Linked DNA regions of Homo sapiens: region 1 is linked to region 2. The links are chromatin contacts, found by Hi-C in ENCODE. All regions are on one chromosome and are shown on one strand. The core of a region is the stretch at or near the end of the contact, and the rest is flanking DNA. Distances in the headings are between cores, read along the strand shown. Region 1 holds the start of PUDP (pseudouridine 5'-phosphatase). Region 2 overlaps STS (steroid sulfatase).

Region 1 (4,980 bases), core at 412-2,911, 180 kb after region 2:
TAGGACAAGATACAGGGAAAGGAAAGCAGGTTCAAGCTGAGGAGAAAGACCTGGAATAGGTCCTTTCCTCACAGCCCTCAGAAGGAATTAAGACTGCTGACATCTTGATCTAGGACTTCTGGCCTCCAGATCTGTGACACAATACACATCTGCTGTTTAGGTTACTTAGTCTGTGGTATATTACTATGGCAGCTGTAGTAAACTAATACAGAAACCACGAACGACTGTATTTGAGGCGCAAGTCCCTACCTAATTTGCTCATAAATTGCCTTCTCTGAAATCCCGTGTCCTCAAAGGGAAATCACGATTGCATTAAATGGGGGAAGCTCTCTTATAGTACCACCTCTAAGAACACATAATTTTATTGACTATATATTATGCACTGGTACTAAGGGCTTGGCCTGCCTCACCTCCTTTATCACCTCCATTTTACCCAGGAGGAAACAGACACAGGTGCACTTTGTCTATCATAGATAATAATTCTTGCTGAATCCAGGCATGCCCCTGTCCACTATGTCTGCACTAAACTAGAAATACACTCTCATGTTTACACCTTTTTTTTTTTGTCTTTTTCCCCTTTTGTGGAGAACAGGGTCTCGCTATATTGCCCAGGCAGTTCTTAAACTTCTGGGCTCAAACTATTCCCCCAACTCCCACTTCTGCCTCCCTAAGTACTGGGATTACAGGTGTGGGCCACTGCGCCCAGCACACCCTCACGTTTTTAAAGTCTTGAAATTCTCCTATTTCCGCTTCTCAAAAGGTCCAATCCTTTTCCTTAAACGTGAATATACCACATAAACGAACACGAAATAGAAACAGGGACAAAAAAGTATTTTTTTGACGATGGCAAACGGGAAAAAAAAAAAAGAAAGCTGTTTAGGTGGCATTTGAAAAGTTAAAAAAGAAAGAAAACTCAGAGCAGCCCAAAAGACAGATGATACCTAAGAAGGCACAACCAGCAAGACATGTTGACTGTTAGTATTATTTCAGCATCCTCCTTGAGCAGCTTGGCTTTGCTCTGGGACAATGCACCAGCCTGGGATGCTCAGAGATGCAGGCACGGAGGTTGTGCAGCCTCTCCGCACACTGCGCATGCGCGGCTGCCGGTTCAAGTCGCGGTCCAGGACCGCAAGGAGGCGGGCAAGCGAAACTGAGAAAAACCCACCCACGGTCCAGGGACTGGGGGCTCGGGCGAACCCACCCAGGGACCTCCTGACCAAGGCCATTTGTCTGCAACCTGATGGCTAGAAGTGATACCACCCTGAGCATCTTCAATCCCCTTTCCCCACTCTACAGCCCCTTGTACTGTCCCTCCTTCCTCATTCACACCCCTGATCCAAACTCAAGCACTGAATTTGTCCCCAGACGAGGGCCTCGGCTCTGCGCGGCCGCTGGCTGAGTAGCTTGGCCCGATTCCGGGTGTGAAGTGAGGAGGAATTGATGCGGGTAAACATACAGCGCCGGCCCGCGCCGCATCCCGGGTCTGCAGCTACAGCTGCGGCGAAAGCCCAAGGTGCGCGTGCGCGGAGCGCCACTAGGCAGCCCAGGACGCGCGGGCTCGGAGCCGGGCGAGGGGCCGCGGAAGGCGCGTGCGCAGAGCGACCCCGGGCGCGCGAGAAGGTCCTCAGTGCGCGTGCGCGGGGCGGGCGGGTGCGCGCGCACTTCCTCCTCGCCCCCACCCAGACCCAGAAGGCGCCACCATGGCGGCGCCCCCGCAGCCCGTCACCCACCTCATCTTTGACATGGACGGACTTCTTCTGGGTGGGTAGTGTGCAGCCGCCGCCTCCAGTAAGGGCGGTCTTGTGTGGGCGTGGGGACGGTCGGCGCGGGGTACGTCACGGCCTGGGGGCCGCGGCGGGGCGGTGTTCATGCAGGGACGCTCGGGCTCCCGCGCGCTCTGCCCCCGGCTGGCCCCGAAGTCGGGCGGCGGCCAGGAGCGCCCGCGGGCCCATGTCCGGGCTGGCGGGCGCGCGTGGCCGCGGCGTCTACGCGGCCCCAGCACCCGCTTCCGGTCGGCGGCCCGCGCGTGGGGCCGGAGCACGTGGGAGCAGTCCCTGGGGTCCACCGGGCGGGCGCGCGGCTCCGCGTCCTCTCCTCAGAGCGAGGCGCGGCGGGACCTCCGCGCTCTCTTTTCGGTTACGCATGCGTGCGACCTTGAGCGGTGCCCAGCCTCAGCTTCCCCGTCTGCAAAGTAGCCTGGAGGATACTTGCCTGCCTGCTCCAAGGTTGCTGCTGTGGGCGCACTTTGATGGTAGCATCCTGCATGGTAGCGGTTCTCTACCTGGCGGTTTTGCAGCCCTGAGGGCATCTGGCAATGGCGATGTCAGGAGACATTTTGGCTGTCACAGCTGGCGAGGAGTGATGGGGTCACTGGCATCTAGTGGAGTCCAGACCAGTGATACTGTTAAACTTCCCGCAGTGCACAGGAGTGCCCTATGCAACCATAAGGAATTATCCCGCGCCGTCAACAGTGTAGAGGCACAGAAGGTCCGTCAAGTGGCCTGGCTGCCTAGGGTGACCAGCACCGGGGACATCACCTGTGGGCTACTTGTAAATGTAGAAGCTGGGGCCCCACCCTACCCCTGCCCAATCAGAATCTGCATTTTAAGCGCGTGAACGTTTGAGAACAGCTGCTCTATCAATCCGAGGCATTAAGAAACCCTTGGCAGTGTACTAAGGTAGTCAGTCTTAGCACATGTGAACTTCACCAGCCAAGAGGAATTCAAGTAGAATTCAAAGAATAAAACCCTGTTTTTAACTCAAGACAGAACTATGCTGAGCTCTACCGAAAGCCTTGACACAGTTAACACTATGACACATAATCACCAGGAGGCTTCATATATCTATAAACATGTCTGCATACTCTTTGTAGACAGCTGACCTGCTTGGTTACGTATATCATTCCTTCATTTCAAAACCCTGCAAGTTAGGAGGAAGTATTTGCATGTCACTAATTAAAAAAAAAAAAAAAAAAAAAACCCTGCAGCTCAGAGAGGTAAAGCTACTTGCCCAAGGTCACACAGCTAATAAGCCAAGCTGAGAAACGATTCTGGATTGATCCAGTTCTAAATATAAATGATGTTGAGCTCATCTTAAATTGTGAATGTGACCTTGTTTCTGCTCATCATATTGCTGGGTAATTCCCTAGCAGTGTTTCCTTTTAAAAAGGCATGCAGAAACCATTCTCTTCATTTTATGAACACAGAGGTGTAAACTGATGAATTCCAAAGGAAAAAAAAAATCCCCGTAGAGGTCACTAATTGGAGCCAACGGTGTATGCAGCTACTAAATTTGAAATGACTCAATTTCAGAAAGCTTGTGGGATACATAGGTATAGTTTGTAGACATGAATTTTCCTACTCCGGTGGTCAAAAAGTTAAATTGTCAAATAAATTTCTTATCCTCTAATAAAGGTCCAGAGAACCTGTTCTGGGAGTCTCATGAATTTTAATACCAAACAAGATGTCTCATTAAAATTAAATTTATTAAACTTCTAAATGAGCTTGGTGCCTAATTCTGATTCTAGATTCACACATAGCCATGCCCTGAAGTGATGAATGTGACTTAAATGGCATTACAAGCATTGACCTCACATTGTTACCCAATCCTCTGATCTAGTCAGATAACCAAGAATTAGTGCTATTTGGAAAAATAAGCCCTGCTTCTTTTTATTCCCCCCCCTCATTTTCTGCCCATTTCCTCCTTTCCTGCCCTACCTCTTCTTTGAGGTGGTAAGGCCTTGCAAAACTTTCTTGGAAATATACCTTTGTTTATCCCATTCTTTCACCAAATGTGTAAATATAAAACACAGCTTTCCAAGATGTGCCACTTTAATTTAATCTACCAGATTATGCCTGCTGTCATTCTTTAGCACCTCACTTCAGTGTATCTGTTGTTTGCATAACAATATACTATCAATTTATAATGAGTTATTTTACAATAGGTCTGTTTTTCGGGAATTTTGAATGCATTTTTCTAGGAAGTTCTGTTTGTCTATGTAGCCCCAATACTTGCATACTTGGGGAAGTAAAATTGAAAACGAATAGTTTCATGGAGGATTGTTAACATTAGAGGAGAAGATTGTTTAATCAGAGGAGAATGAGGAAGTAAATGGAGATTTTAGAGGAAATGTTGACCAGGAAGAAAGCCAGGACACTTTCCCATGCTTTTGACATGCACGATGCTGTTAGTTGTCCTTTAAAAAAAAAAAAAAATACACTTCGGTTTCTGTTTCTCATGACCAAGGTAAGAGTCAGTTATGATTTAGGTAATATTAATAATTTTGGCTCTCAAATGCCATTCAGAGAAAGAGAGTAGGGGAGTGGGATTAGTTAAAAACTGGGATGATTTTGAAATAAGAAGATGACAATTATTAAACAGTATCTCAGCAGCTGGACAGGGAAGATTATTCTGTTTGTAAATAACTGAAATTAGGAACACAAAAGATGGTCCCAATTTCTTTAAAAGAGAAGACAGTTTGTTGTCCAGAGCAGTTCTGTCTCATAGAATTGAGCCAGGTAAAAATTTTGGGGAGCAATTTTTAATAAGTAAAAAGATACAGATGACATTGATTTGGATGATGTATGTTATGTAACCTAATGTATCAAAAATATTATTTAATACAAAGTCAGTATAAGAAAATCTTTGAAGTGTTTGACATTAATTTTGATACTAGGTCCTCAAAATCTGTGTGTGTTTTATACATACAACACATCTTAGTTTGAACTAGCCTCATTTCAGGCACTCTGTAGCCTCATTTGGTGGGTGGCTACTGGCTTGGACAGCATGGGTCTAGGTCTTTGTGGAGCAACCCAAGATGTCTGTTGATAATGGCTATGCTGGGAGGGTCAGGCAGAGGGTGGGTGTTAAGAATATTCAGAATTAGGAGTTTTGGTGTATGTAAAATGTGGTATGTGTAAAATGTGTTTTCTTGGAGTCTAATACAGAATTATTTAAAATCCTTTTAAAATCAAAGGAAAA
Region 2 (5,107 bases), core at 444-2,943:
TCTCAAACCAAGGTTCCTGTGAACCACGAGGGGAAGAAAAAGAAACACCGTAGAGAGAGTTCTATTGAGACACAGCGTGTGCCCTGAAATACTGTTTCCATCCCGAAATGGCAGTCATTGTGCGTGGTTCTTTTCAAATTCCTTTCAAGAAAGACTCAGGCCTTTATGAGATCCCAAATAAAGCTGAAAGGAAGGAAGAAGTAAGAGAGGAAGTGGGCAGGCATGAGAATTAGACCAGGAAAAGCCCCCAGTGGTGAAAAGTGACCTGAAGGGGAGAGACGAGGGACAGAGGATTTCTATCCTTCCCCAAGCAGGGAGAATGTCTTTCAATGACTCCCCAAAAGCAAGATGAAATCCCCATTTTCTGGGACACAAGCTAGAATTTTACTTTTTGAATCTGGCTTTTTTTTTTTTTTCCATCTGCCAACAAAATTCATCATGTGATATTGTGATATAAGAACATGAGAGATGGAATTGCTGTCTTAAGATCAGTATTTTTCGATTTTTTTTTTTTTTTAGAGACAAGGTCTTGCTCTGACATCCAGGCTGGAGTGTGGTGGCGCGACCATAGCTCACTGCAGCCTTGACCTCCTGGGCTCAAGCGATCCTCCTGCCTCATCCTCCCAAGTACATGGGACTACAGGTACATGCCACCATGCCCAGCTATTTTTCATTTTTTTTTTTTGGAGCGATTTGCCCAGACTGGCCTTGAACTTCTGGCTTCAAGCTCTCCTCCGGCCTTGGCCAAGATCAGTATTTGATAACTGAAATTGATCATGATTATAGGAAAGGGGGATTTAACTAAAACAAAATAAGACTCCAAGTCTTATAATTATTTTTTCTTACTTAAAAATGAAATATTTGAGGTTTTTTTAAAGGAGGGGCACAAAGTTTATTCTGCAAACTTATTTTTCTATTTTTCTTCCAAAGTGGAGATAGACTTTTTTTTTTTTTTTTTTTTAATATCCCACACCTAACGTGGTCCTTCCTAGAGGCAGGCCATAAATCACGCTGCTATGGAAAGCCACCATTTAACAGTGCTGCAGAAATATGGTCTGTCAAAGGAAGCCTCATTTCTGCCATGAAAAATGGAAAGTGACCCTGTTGAGCTAAACTTTTAAGTGGTGTCTAAGCTATCGAAATATTTGGGATTGTCTTAAACCACTTGTGGGATTCGCAGTTAACTATGGCAATAACCCAGAGAACAGCACATTTCCATTAACGCTGCTAGTACAAAAATGCTTTTAGAATGTCGTGTTCTGGGGGAGATGGGCCAATCCACTTTCAAAGTGACTCAAAGCATTGCTGTTTTCTCTGGAAACAGTCTAACGGGATTTTTCTTGCAAACTAATTCAAGTTTTTGTAGCATGTTTGCATAACAGCCAATGCTAAAAAAAACTGAATGTGTTTTCTGCCCTAGTGCCCTCATGGCTCTTGGTGGAAAAGGGAGTGTTTGGGAGTGTTTTTAATTTGGAAGGTGAAATTATTCTCCTTGGGTTCCTGACTGACAATGATGGTAGCGCTATTAACAGGTTGTTTGCAAGGTACCCTTGTGTCAAAATTTCAGGTCAAGTTAAATACCATACAGACAATTTTTACATAATTAAAAAGGGCATGTTCTGGAAACCTTCCCTGAACCCTATTGACGTCATTCCTCCAAGAATGTGCTGTGCTCTCTCTCAGCTCTGAGGCTTTCAACATCCTCGTCCCTCCACGTGGGATGTCCTTCCCACGCGCCCTTTGCCTGGCCAAATTGCCAGGCCAAGGACTGAAGGATCATAAGAGAAAGAAAAGGTTTGGGGTGATACAGAAGGTAAGGTCTTGGAGACTAACAGAGAAGCTTATTTGGGGCACAATGTTGGTGAGCAGCTTATTTGATATACAAATGGCAATGATTTCAATGTAGACAGTCATAGTTAAGGAAACATCTTTAGGAGAAAGTACATATATCTGTAATAAATTAAAGGGAATCTTAAGTATTCAGAAAGTTATTATCACAATTCAGAAAAATATGTTTCCATTTGTAAACATTAAACCCTCTGCCATAGTTGAACAGAAAGCAAGATCAGTATAAGTGGTTACACACACAAACTTGGGATTGTTCCCATGAAGAGAGTCACCTTTAGTTCTGCAAAACTAATGTAAAGCAGATACAGCTCACTGACTTTTTCATCTGTATCACTCTATTGAAAAGGTCTTCTCTAGTGGCTCAACTGTAAGTCAGCAAAAGTTACTGGGAGAAGTCAGCTAAATCCATTCCTTGTCTCCATTAGACAAAAGTGTGTTAAGCATTAAAGCATTAATTTGTTTTTGTAACTTTAAAAAATGAAGTCAAATTTTGTTTTAATTATGGACCACAAGCTCTAAATATTTCACCTCTAAAATTTGATTCTTGAGGTTGCCAGCACTCTGTTTCCTTGCATCCCAGCTGAAGGGTCTATGGTTAAAATGTTGATGTTTTCCAAAAGGTGTAACCAACTATGGCTTGTTGCCATTCTCTATTACTGATGTTAATACCTTGTTAGGAAGGGGCATGGTCATACTCATACTATGGCAATATTGTATCTGCTTGCAAAGATGAGACCCACAGAAAGAATTTTCATGTTAATGAATTAATACATTTAGATATTCGATTCTTCTTTTTTGTAAGTCCTTGTTGCTGCCTTTTGTAACACAAAAGGTTGTCCTCCATTTATTTCCAAAATCAGCTTATTTGGAGACCTGGAGGGAAATAATTTTTCTGAATATGCCCAGGGTGATGGACACTGAAATTTCTTCTGATAAGTCATGCCACTGAATGAAAATGAATCACTAACGTGCATATGAAGGAAAAATTCACTGCCAGAGAGAAATCTCACGTAAGCACATCATAGGGTTGAATTAGAGAATTATTCTCACTGCAGTGTTAAGATGCTGCAAAACAAAAACAGAACAACAACAACAACAACAACAATCTTTCCTGTGTTCCTCCGGACTACCTTTCTTTTGGCTTAAGTAGAAACCTTGGATCCACGGGCTTCTGATCTCCCACCATGCTTTGATTGGCCATGAAGGACTCCCACTAGATCCAAAATGCTTCCTGAGAATTACAGGACAGTGCGTGAAGAATGGAGGTCTGCTGAACAGAAGTTATCTTCTTCAAACAAAACGCAGAAAGAAGCAAAGGCACTTTGTTAAGTGCTCATCAAACAGCTTGGGTCCAACCGTCTGAATGAGTTTCTTCTCCTGAGAAATGCAAATTTAATATCTCTCTAGCAGGGAGCTGAGAAAGCTTATTTGCACCACTCTGAGCAGGAAGGAGTTAAGACTATTTTCTAAAGGGCAGACATCTGTGTATCACATTTATAGATGGATATAGATGTGAGGGTATTGTCTAGATGCTTTTATTGAAAAGTTTTGATGGGATTTTCCATTATAACAACATTTTCCATAAAAGAGCAATAATAAATTTCAGGGTAGGATTTCTCGACGTCAGCACCGCTGACATAATGGGTAAGATAATCATTGCAGTAGGGCTCTGTGCTGTGTGTTGCAGGATGTTTAGTAGCACCCTGAGCCAAGACAATAAAAAATGTCTCCAGGCATTGATAAGTGACCCCTGGGGGAAAACACTACTTTAGATATTCAAAGTCTTCTGGACAAATACATAAGAATATTACTGTACCTGGTTGGCAATATGCTTTAAATAAGGTACTGTGTGATAATTCTATTCCCATAAGGCACTTGGAAGCACATTTCTGTTTTCTAACCTGTGCTGTCTCTAGGATGACAAAGGCATTTTACAGCTGGACTAGTACCAGGAGCTAGGACCTCAACACAGAAGCAACATCTGTGGTTTAAAACCAGGTCAACTGGCCGGGCGTCGTGGCTCATGCCTGTAATCCCAACACTCTGGGAGGCCGAGGTGGGTGGATCACCTGAGGTCAGGAGTTCAAGACCAGCCTGGCCAACATGGTGAAACCCCATCTCTACTAAAAATACAAAAATTAGCTGGGCGTGATGGTGCGCACCTGTATTCCCAGCACTTTGAGAGGCTGAGGCAGGCGGATCAGCTGAGGTCAGGAGTTTGAGACCAGCCTGGCCAACATAGTGAAACCCCGTCTCTATTAACAATGCAAAAAATTAGCCAAGCATGGTGGTGCACGCCTGTAGTCCCAGCTACTCAGGAGGCTAAGGCAGGAGAATCGCTTGAGCCTGGGAGGTGGAGGCAGAGGTTGCAGTGAGCCGAGATTGCACCACTGCACTCTAGCCTGGGCAAATGAGCAAGACTCTGCTCAAAAAAAAAAAAAAAAATGAGGTCAGCAAGCACCTCTGAGGTCCATGAAAGGAATCAGAAACAGAGGGGAATCTTCAATATTGAGAGTTGGTTCTACTGATGACACAAACCCACACACAAAATCCTTGGGTCTTCTAAGAGGGAGGCTGTTATCTTCTTCATTGAGCACATAGAAGAAACACAGATTGGCCTCCATCAGCCTCAGACTAGAGTGGCTAGAAGGTAGAAGCAGTAAGATTTCCCTTTATGAATCTTCCTCTTTGCCTCTGAACTTTTTCCTTACCTTGCTTTTCCCCCACTGGGTAGAAAACCATTCCAAGATATTATGAAAGTGAAGAGCAGTGATGGTTTTAACATTATGGGTGATGAGAGACAAACGTAATAAATGAGATTGGCTGAACACTCTGTTCTAGCTACTTGAGGAAGTATTAACCTTTATTCCAAAGGTAAGAACTACAGCCAAGGAGGAGGTGAAATAGAGAATGGGATTTTTGGCTTTATATAGGAAAAACTTTCTGAGACACTGCTGCCATGTTTTCCATCACTAGAGTGTTAAAAAAGAATAGTTTGACTGGAGTAGGAGATCTTACAATTCCCCTTTTGGCCTCATACTCTATGATTTTATGACCTCGGATGAATATTAAATGTGGAAGAGGAAAGAACTGTACTAATAATGTACATCTGACTACTACCTCAAAATGATAGGCAAAACAAGAAATGGCAAACATTCATGCCTTCTTTGTACTGAACATTACAGGCAAGGAGGTTTTTAATCCTCCTATTGATCCTGTAAAGTCAGTGTTATTATTGAACTTATTTTCCAGAGAAGGA

The links. A loop is a pair of places that touch in the nucleus more often than their neighbours do. Pooled maps may share reads with other maps.
Region 1: a loop to region 2 is called in a map of IMR-90, with 10 times the contacts of the local background. The contact joins the promoter of PUDP here to the enhancer-like site in region 2. A Hi-C loop is called at or near these places in 2 of 168 maps with a recorded cell type or tissue (IMR-90 and ascending aorta), 1 of 37 single-sample maps with no recorded cell type and 7 of 50 pooled maps.

Annotation. Positions count from the first base shown.
Region 1 is chrX:7,144,834-7,149,813 of GRCh38, reverse strand. It overlaps PUDP (pseudouridine 5'-phosphatase), which reads left to right and starts at 1,661. Exons shown (of 4, transcript NM_012080.5): 1 at 1,661-1,761. The coding sequence starts at 1,701. STS (steroid sulfatase) reads right to left here and starts at 2,102. Exons shown (of 11, transcript NM_001320752.2): 1 at 1,731-2,102. It overlaps MIR4767 (microRNA 4767), which reads right to left and starts at 1,954; the gene lies at 1,877-1,954. RefSeq lists an enhancer at 1,182-1,231 and a silencer at 1,422-2,141.
Region 2 is chrX:7,327,742-7,332,848 of GRCh38, reverse strand. The region is part of intron 9 of STS (steroid sulfatase); the gene reads right to left. Among named protein-coding and RNA genes, the nearest start is that of PUDP, 180 kb to the right of the region's middle. Within about 2 kb of position 1,693, at least 6 of the 41 ENCODE cell types and tissues checked have a DNase peak (open chromatin) inside an H3K27ac peak, as active enhancers do; they include IMR-90 and ascending aorta, where a contact is called at or near this core.